Regions from separate parts of the Homo sapiens genome. Here region 2 is linked to region 1. Evidence: chromatin contacts called from ENCODE Hi-C data. All regions are on one chromosome and are shown on one strand. The core of a region is the stretch at or near the end of the contact, and the rest is flanking DNA. Distances in the headings are between cores, read along the strand shown.

Region 1 (4,863 bases), core at 1,819-4,318:
TTGGAAAGTCACATGGTTGGGAGAATAACATTATCGACCTCCTAAGAGTCTCCAGGTACAAATGAGCTCCTGTAGATAAAGTGTTTGGCCCGGATGCTGGCACATGGGAGGCTGAATGTCAGTGATGAGGACTGGCATTTCAGGCAGGATGGTGAGGGTGTGTGGCATGCCAAGGATGTGACGGTTGGAGCACAAAGAGGCCCGGGACCTGTGGGAGGCTGTGTTGGACAGGTGGGTGGACCCAGCTGCAGGAGACAGATGGGAGGAAGAGGGACTTCTGTAGCCCAATGTTTGAAAACCATCTAGTCTCCAACCCCGATCCCTGCCCCTCTCCTCTCCAAGTTCTGTAATCTCCACAGCCTCTCAAATTGGGATGGTTTGGCAGGGGTGGGGTAGGAGCAGAAAAAAGCACACACCCTTCCAACTCCTAGAGGGAGGAAAGGCACCAACTTGGCCTTAGGTTTTAATAACTACTTAAACTGGTAAACATCCTCATTTTAAATCAAGAGGCAACTCCCTGGTCTAGATGCTAGAAAGCAGTTTCATAGTGCTCAACCTGCTCAGCTCAGGAAGACCTGGCCACTACGCACCGTGGGTGGACAGGAAAGAGTGGATCCAGCCTCAGCTGGAAGACCAGAGAGCCCGACTCCCCAAATGACCTGCTTCCTTCCCTTGCCCCAGCCTGCCTGAATCTCACCCCAGCCCTCTCAGTTGTTCATTTGTAGCTGGACAGGGAATGTAGCAGGCAGCGTAGACCGCCAGGCTGGGAGGCATCAGCTGAGACTGAGCTGGGAACCCTGGGACTTGGAGCCAAGGCCAGCTCTGCCACAGAGCACGGAACCTGGAGGCCACTCTCTAGGCCTCAGTTGCCTTCTCTAGGAAAGCTAGTGGTTCGGTCTACAAGAGCACTAGGCCTGGAAGGCCCCTCACTGGTTAACTCGCAAACCTGAGGTGAAGAAGGAGGGATCCGATATTTACTGCACTCCTAAAACTCAGCACTTCACACACTTAGTCCCCCAAATAGGCATACTTGTTTTATGAGGATATCCTGTTTGAAGCCCTTGGCAAGGTTTTGCAAATAAACAGAGGTTCAGAGAGCTGAGGGCTTCATGTTACGGGGTAAGGAGCTGAGATTTGGACTCGTCCATCTGACTCCAAAGCCAGACTATCCCCAGCACTCAGCCAGCGACCTTTTGCCCACTCAGCTCTCAGGTGTGCGCCTTTGGACTTCACTCAAGAACTTTCACTTTTTAACCACCTGAAGCCCTGCCCAGCACCTTGGTCTCTGATAAGTCCAAGAAGGGAAGGGCTGTGGGCCAAGGATAGGAGATATGAATGGGAGAGGAATCTACCTGTTTGACATCTCTAGGCTGGAGAGGGAACATGTGTGATCCCAGCTTGACCTGGCCTGGTCCTGGGGACCTCAGCAAACCTGGGGCAGGCTGTTCAACCCCCAGGTGGACAAGTGGCCCAGCCTGAGCTCCCTGCTGGCTCTGAGGCCAGCATTAGACTGTGTCACTTCCATACCTGCTGCCGGATTGCCTGGCTGAGGCCACCTGCTCCATTTAAGCCCCCTTCAGGACACTAGTGACACCATCTACCCCACCCCGCCCACTTACCCATTAGACATTCACTAAGCACCTGCTCCTTGCCAGCCCCTCTGCAGGCCACCAGGGACAGAGATGAGTAAGACATAGTCTGGGTCCTCCAGGTGCCCCTAGCTGATTCAGTCAGCTTCGGATGGGACTTGGGGATCTATATTTTTAACAAGCCTTGCAGGTGACTGAGAGGACACACCCAGGTGAGACCCTTTGGTTTTGTGGACCTTCTGGCTCTCAGCACTGTATTCTTGGGGCTGCCAGAATCCCCGTGAGGACACAGCCTGTTTCGCCCCAGTGGTAGGTTCCTCTGGGCTCCAAGTCAGATAACTCTGGGTTCAAATTCTACTTCTGCAACTTCCTAGCTGTGTATCCTTGCAAAATACGTGGACTCTCTGAGGCTGTTTCCCCATTTTTAACAAGAGATAATGGTGCCTTCCTGTTGTGAGGATTAACTGGGATATTGTGCTCAAAGCCCTTAGCAAGATGCCTGGCACACATAAATGGGAATATCTGCTGTTAATTATATTATGGCTGCACTCTGATGGACAGAAATACCTCCCTGGGGGCATTTCCAGAATCCCCACTTCTGGAGCCCATCTCTGAGGTGGCCCTGGATATTTGGGAGGCCTCTCTGTGCCCTCTGCCAGGGCTCCAGCGGGACCTTCCTGCTTCTCCCCACGGATCCGGCTTTCTGGTCCCCAAACCGCATATTATCTGGGCACACCCTCCCCTTCATTTACCCAGAGTGACCAAAGTTCCAACCACACCTCTCCGGGCAGCCTGTCCCCAAATTTCGGGGAAGTGGGCAGGAGGGGGAGCTTTGCCGGGCAGGAGGGGGAACTTTGCCAGGCAAGGGCTCCGCGGGCAGAGGCGGGCACTGGTGAGGCCAGCCTCCTCCTGGGGACCAAGGTCGGGCGCCCCTGCCCAGCCCCTGCACCTGCCCCTGTCCCTGCCCTGTTCGGCTGCGAAGGGACTGGGAGGTCTGGCGAGGAAGAGCCTGGAAGATCCCCGCCCACAGCTACCAGCCCTCCTTTGGGACCGCTGGCCAGAGCCCCAGCCGTGGGGCACACGGGACCTGTGGACTCAGCCGGGGTCATCCGGAGGGGCGCCCACATCTGCACCCGGGGCTCCGGAGCCTGCTCCCCGCCACTGTCGCCGCCGGCCCTGCCTAACCTGCGCGGCGCAAGCGGCTTCCACGCCTAGGGAAGGAAGGCACACGGGGTGGGGGCCCCGGAACCCGGTTTCTCTGCCGCCGGGCGCACGTGGCTCGGTCCCAGGGGACAGAAGTCGCCTCCAGACGTGTGGCGGCACCCGAGGTCCGCGCAGCGACGGCGCAGGGTGCAACCGGGCGGGCGTCTCGGGGACCGGGCGCAGCACGCAGCCCCGCGGAGACCGGGGGAGGGTACACTCACCTCTGCGGCCCGCCGCTCGGAGCGACCGCGGCAGCTGAAGGTCCGCGGCGAAGGCGGTGGCTCGGCCCGAGGCTCCTCCTCCCCCGCGCCCCACCCGCCCGGGAGGGCCGGACCTGCAGGGGAGGTGGCCGCCCTCCAGCCCGCCGCAGCTTATCCGGCTCGGCCACCTCCCCCGGGGCCGCAATCAGGAGCCGCCGGGTCCTCGCTCCCCGCCCAGCCCTGCACAGCCCCGGCAGCGGTGGCAGCGTCCAACCACCCTCCTCCCCTGGCCCCAGGCGGGAGGTCGCCAGCCGGCGCCAACACTTCCTGATTTGCAGTGCCCGGCACACGGCTGAAGTGAGCAGAACTCCGGGACCTCCTCTTAACCCGGCCACGGAGGGCACCGAGGCCAGGGTGACCTCTAGGCCCCCCTCTCTTAACCTGAGGAGCACCTCGAATCCTTGTCCATTTTATAACCGAGGCCAAGTGGCAGCCACGGTTGCAGGTGGGAAGAGACCAGGGCTCCAGATTGGGTCCGGATCCCTTCCCTCTCAACAAGGTTGCGCCCAGGCCTTTGTGGTCCCCCCCCAATCTCTGTCCCTTGTCCACCCTTAGGGCAGACTTTTGACCCTTCCCAGCAGTCCTCAGGTTCCAAGACCGGTGGGATGGCGGGTACCTTTCTCCCGGAGCTGCCTCCCTGTCTAGGCCTTCTGGGCTCTGAAACCCTACCCGTCCCCCCTTCCCCCTGGGGCACTGCCCGCTGCCCTCCGCACTTCCAATGCCGATGGCTTCACAGCACTGCAGCGAAGCAGGGCGTAAGTAAGGGGAGGCTGTCTGTGGGCACCTCTCTAGAGGTGTGCGCCCTGGTCCGAAGCCCCTTCTCACCTGTGGTCACATTTGCCGGCTGCAGTTATTTTCTTTACAGGTGAGGAGACCCGGGCTTTTCCGCTCAGATTCGTGGAGGCTGAGTGGGGGTTCCTGACCCCTGGTACTCTTTCTAGAGTATTCCTGGGAGACATACACTATTAGCCTCTGATAAGGAGCTTCAGGTTATTTTTAGGAAGTCTAAGAATCCTGTTTTCTGGGGAGCCAGCCTCTGTTGGGGAGATAAGCCTCCGGAGGCCAGAGGCAGGAGCTGGGCCTCAAGGAAGGCCCCACAACTGGACCCCAAAGGGCACGGTGGGGAGGAAGAGGCAGAGCTCTGGTCTCCCTGTGGAGGGAGTGCTGCTGTAAAGCGCCTTTCCCTCCACCCCCAACTCCCGCCGAGAACCCCCCCACCCCCGCAGGCAGTTTGCTTTCCCCCTCCACAGCTTTCCTCCTACCCGAATACCCACCTCCCAGCTCTCTGCTCAGCCAGGGCCCAAGGCCAGAGCCTCTCTTCTCTTGCAAGAACTTTCCTGTCCCACCTTGCCCCAGGGCAACACCTCTTATGGCAATTCTTACAGGTCCTTTATCCATTCAACACTCACAGTGCCCCAGGTGCCAGACAGTGCTCCCAGTGCTGGAGACACACGTGCCCAATGGAGGTTCCTGCCCTTAGGGTGCCAGGGCTGGTGAGTGGCCCCTGCAGTGGGTTGTAAACTTTGAGAAGACAAGACCCAGTTCCTAGCCCCCTCTGGTGCCCCTAATATGCTCCCCCTGCAGTAGCTGTTCTTTTGATGCCTGCTCCTGCTGATGGGGATGGCTGAATAGCCTTCCTTTAATGCCCAAGGACAGCACAAGGAAACCGAGCTTGGGAAATGCAAACACTGAGAGGTCTTCCAGCATCTTTGGAAGAATCCCTGGGAACCAGTGTCTTTTTGTGGGGCTCTCCATGCATGAGTAAGAGAGAGGAAGACTTTTTTTTGAGGCGGGGAAGCGGGGCTCTCCAT
Region 2 (4,875 bases), core at 2,219-4,718, 210 kb before region 1:
TCTCTGTGTGAGACATAAAATAAAGCCCTGCTTCTGGGAGACTCCTGTGGTCAAAGAGCCCAGCAAGAGTATCTGCTCACATGCCCCAGACACAGGAGCTACCGCTAATTTCAACCCCAGGGATACAGGAATAAGGATGCAGTTTGCTTTCAGCACCTCTGCCTTAAGTAGGATCCTATTTTATTCTTAAACCTATGAGGTTGATAAAGTAGGAAGCTCCATGGTGGGTGTACAGAGAAGGAAACTATGCAGAGGGCAGGTGACTTGCCTGAGATCACTCACCTAAAGCACAATGAAGCTCTTTATGGCTGCCCAGACAATTGTATGATATGCAGGAGGTGGAATCCGTTCAGCGAATAAATACTGACTAGGGCCTTCTAAGGACAGGGCCTTTGTGCTAGGGGCTCAGTACTGAGCCCTTACAGCCCTCCCTACATGGGCTGTAAGCTCCTGGATGGGAGGGACCGCACTTGGTCTGTCCCAGCACGCTGCCTGGCCAGGATTCCAGACATGTCCCAGAACAAAGGGGAGGAATTCCCTGTGCCCCATGCCCTCTTGGTGAGGAAAAGGTGCGTGCAGAGGGATGCCTCAAGGGCCATGCCAGAGCTAGGACCAGCCTGGGTCCTAGCTGAGATGAAGGCAGCCTGGGTGCGGTCAAAAACATGGAGCTAAGAGTATGGGCTGTGGTTCTCAAACTGTGTCCCCATGCTCCTGGTGGGGCTTCCAGTGCTGAAGCCGGGTGGGCAGGGAAGCTGAGCAGGCTGGCTCTGCATCCCCTTCCTCACTTCAACTGAGCCCTGTACCTGCTTGGGACATTGGGGGTCCAGGAGTCTGTATTGCATTTTATTACAAAAAAAAAAAAAATCTACCGGTAAGAAAGAAACCAAAGGAAACTTTGAAAACCTGTGTCTACTCCACAAACCATTAGAGGTGTTTGTCCTTGGGCAGTTTCTTAACTTCCTGAGCCCTTGTTTCCTCATCTAGAAAATGAAGTTAATGACACTTGCAGGAAAGTCGTAGCCATGAAGGCACCTGGCAAGGTTACAAGGTCCCTAGAGAATGATAAATGGTCCTAAAAAGGAGGAGCACCACAGGCAGAGAACAAATCACAGGACCCAGAAACCTTTTAACCCGAGACAGCATGCTGGCTGGAAAACAGGCACGTCCTGTCCCTTCTCCAGCCCTACCTGTCCTAGGCAGACTGGACTTTAATCTCCAGGCCCTTAGATGTCACGTCAGGATCAGAAAGTGGAGACAGCTGACCTCATCTAGTTTCCTCCCGCTCCTGCCCCAAAGTAGGGCTTCATTTAAACTCTCTGGCCACCACTGAAACTCCCAGGAATCAAATGAGATCCTGTATATAAAGATGCATGGTACACGGGCCGCTCCCAACTCATGGTAGCTATTAATATTAATAACAATAATAACACATATAGAGTCTTCATTCCTAACCACCCGGCATCTCCACCAGCTTTCAGTGATGCAGGGCCTGAAACGGCTACTGGAGGGCAGCTGGACAAGTGTGCAGTGGAAAAGAAGGGAGCGGGGAGGTCAAGTCCTGCCCCTGACCTAGAGGACCCCTGCAGGGTACCTTTAGGCAATCACTTAAATCTCTCTGGAGCTTAACTGCTCTGCTAAAAATGTAAGCATTTTCCTTTTTCATCTGTAACCTTGCATGATTTCTAGTGACCTATAGAATAGGGTCACTTGACACTACTGGGCTACTGAGTCCAATGTCATGGTCTTCCTCCTATAACCCAGGGCCTCATGTGTTCCCCTTAACCAAAGCACCCCCAGGTAGACAAATTAAGCTCCTCCCAACTCATTCCGCACATCCCCAACATGTCTCCCATATTTGCTCCCCCTCATCACCCACTCTGCCCCTACCCAGGTGAGGCCATCACCATCGTCAACATCCTGGAAGTTCACAGCCTCCTGATGAGCCGGCCTGCCTCTGCTCCTCTCAGCTGCAGCCTGGCCCACCGCTGCCTGCATGACCCAGAACTTGCTTCCTACCTGTGTTTGCCCCCTGGCAAGTCATGGTTGTGGGGATGAAGAGTTATCATCCCGAAGCGGCCGGAGCACCCGCCCTTCACCTGGAGCCTGTGGCCTCCCCAGCTGAGCTCCCACCTTGCTACCAGGCTTCCTCCTCTTCCCCGTCTGGCAACTTTTGCACCTCTTAATTTAGCATTCGCTCCCCCATGCCCTGTTTCCAAGTCTCTCTCCCTACATGGGCTGTAAGCTCCTAGAGGGGAGGGACCGCACCTGGTCTGTCCCACCATGCTGCCTGGCCGGGATTCCAGACATCCCCCAGAACAAAGGGGAGGAATTCCCTGCGCCCCATGCCCGGCTTCGCCCAGGTGCCTAGGTCCTGGCTATAGAAGCGGTTTTGGGGGTGTCCTGTGGGTGGGGTTTCTCCCGTTAGGTAAAGGCAGGAGGAGCCAGTGGGATTTGGAGCCAGAAAGCCCTGGGTTTGAATCTTGATTCTGTTCCTTGGCCAGCCACGGAGGGCACCTTACTTCTGAGTCTCGGTTACCTCATCTATACAATGGGCAGAACGGTGTCTACTAGGTCAGTGTTGTGGCTGAGCGTTTGTACACGAAGTCAACGGGCCTCTCTAATCCTGGAGACAGTCCAGCGGATAGACTCTGCAGCGGGCGAGTTGCGCGGAAAGGAAGTTCGCCCGCTGGGCAGCGGTACCGCCACCCACTGACTTCCCTTTGGGGAGCAGCAGGCCCGAGGGAGCGGGTAGGAATGTGTAGGTTCTTAGCCAACATAAACATCGTGCACTACGCTAAGGAGAAGCCAAATCTTCGGAGACACGGGCTTCTTCCCTCGCCAGAGCCTTTCCCTGAGGTGTCCGCGCGACTCAGCAAGTCCACCCCCAGCCCAGCACCCCAAACGCAGCTTTGGGGAGGGAGACGGTCTTCCTAACCTCCACCCCCAGAAAGGTCTAACTTCCCAAGAGACGCATCCTCTGTTACATAAGCCTCACTTTGCAAGTCGATTCTGTCCCTCCACCCCAGACGCGCCTCATTTCTCACAAAGGGGGACCCTTATGGTAAACTGACCAGTAAGTCACTGGTGACACCAAAGAGAAGAAAAATCTTTCCAAATGAAGTTTGGGAGCCTCGGGTGCTTGCAAGGCCGCGAGCAGAAGCAGCCGGAGTCCGCGCCTCGGGAGCAGCTATGTGAGGCAGGCAGGCCCCCCGAGGTTGCTCCCCGCCCAGCCTCCTCCGGACCCAGGTTTGCAACAGGGGGCGGGCACGGGGGGCGCTCGCACCCCCAGCCCGACGCCGGCGCTCGCGGTGGGTACGCCCCTCCCTCCGTCCTCCCACCCCCAACCTCCCACGGCGGGGCAGCACCCCGGGTCAGCGCCCCGCCAGGCGCCGGCTACCTGCACGCCGACGGCAGTCATGCTGCGCCCGGCGGCCGCGCTGCAGCCTCGATCGCTCCAGCTGCTCCGCTGTGGCCGCCGGCGCCAGCCCGGGACTTCTCCGCAGGGGCGGGGCGGCTGCTGGAGGCGGGCGGGGCGGGAGGGGGCGTTCAAAGCTCGGCGATTAACCCCGGGCGGGCTCCGCCAACCCCGCCGCCCTCCGCGGCTCGGATTACGCTGAGTCAGCGAGGGCGGCCGGAGGAGCCCCTGGGGAGCCGCGGGGAGGACCCGGCACTTGGGGGGAGGGATCCCTCGGGTCCCAGGGGAAAGGATCGGGAAGTCACTCCGACGCTCCCGAACCTCCGAGGACAGCTTCGCCTGGGGCGCAGATTCCTCGAGGGCTGGGACGGCGACGAGGGCCTGAGGGTTCGATTCCTGTTCCAGCTTGCTGAGTCCAGCCTCTGGGAACGCGGCAGGGTCCGAAGGGAGGAGGCAGGCGCAGAGGCTCTGCTGCCCTCACTCTGCGGTGTGACCTTGGGCTGCTTGTTTAGCGTCTCGGAGCCTCGGTTAGTAAGGGAAATAATGAATGTGAAAGGTGGGGCTCTTGCCGGGCCCTCGCTGAGTGTGAACGGAGTGGAACTTTTTGGGGCAATCCTACTTGCGTCCCTAAAAGGGGATGTAAAACCCTGTTTCCTCCTGAACTCCTCAGGGACTATTAAAAATGCAAATATGCCAAACAAATGTGGTTATTTTTTCTCCACCTCGATGGGAACTGAGGTCTCTCTTTTTTTTTTTCTGGACGTTGTCTAGCGCTTGTGGCCCAGGCTGGAGTGCAATGACGCGATCACGGCTCACTGCAACCTTCGCCTCCTGGGTTCAAACCCGTTCAAGCGATTCTCCTGCCTCAGCCTCCCGAGTAGCTGGGATTACAAGCGCGCCCCATCAAGCCCTGCTAATTTTTGTATTTTTTAGCAGAGACGGGGGTTTCACCATTTTGGTCAGGCTGGTCTCGAACTCCTGACCTCAGGTGATCCACCGATCTCGGCCTTCCAAAGTGCTAGGATTACAGGCATGAGCCACCGCATCCGGCCGGATCTGAGTTCTTAAAGAGGCAGCACCTAAAAGCTTTTACCGCCAAAAAGGGTGGAGGTGGGAGGAGTGTCCAAGGGCCACAAATTCCAACAGAAAGGCTTCCCTCCCCCCATCCTCAAATGTGGTGGTAAAACAAGGCCCCTCACTAAATGGCACACATTAAATTGTCTGGTTCACTCAGGCAGGCAGCTCCTGGTGACTTTACCCAAAGACAAAGCAACTGCACTCATCTGTTTTCCCCTTTAGAGCCATGTGAGAAAGAGGGGTAGTTACAATTGTCTGTATATCTTCCACTTAGATATTCATCTGATTCCATCCCTGCCCAACAGACCTTGTCAAATCCTTTACCCCAGTCCTGGAGCTTGACAAACGGAGAAATGGCCCAGGCACAGGAAGGCTTGGCCCAG

What was found. Hi-C counts contacts between places; a loop is a spot of excess contacts on that map. Pooled maps may share reads with other maps.
Region 2: a loop to region 1 is called in a pooled map, with 6 times the contacts of the local background. The contact joins the promoter of TMEM37 here to the promoter of STEAP3 in region 1. A Hi-C loop is called at or near these places in 1 of 37 single-sample maps with no recorded cell type and 4 of 50 pooled maps.

Annotation. Positions count from the first base shown.
Region 1 is chr2:119,222,039-119,226,901 of GRCh38, reverse strand. STEAP3 (STEAP3 metalloreductase) reads right to left here and starts at 3,068. Exons shown (of 6, transcript NM_182915.3): 1 at 3,014-3,068. RefSeq lists silencers at 2,416-2,485, 2,546-3,325.
Region 2 is chr2:119,430,447-119,435,321 of GRCh38, reverse strand. It overlaps TMEM37 (transmembrane protein 37), which reads right to left and starts at 3,468. Exons shown (of 2, transcript NM_183240.3): 1 at 3,398-3,468. The coding sequence starts at 3,418. RefSeq lists an enhancer at 2,527-3,033 and a silencer at 3,317-3,696.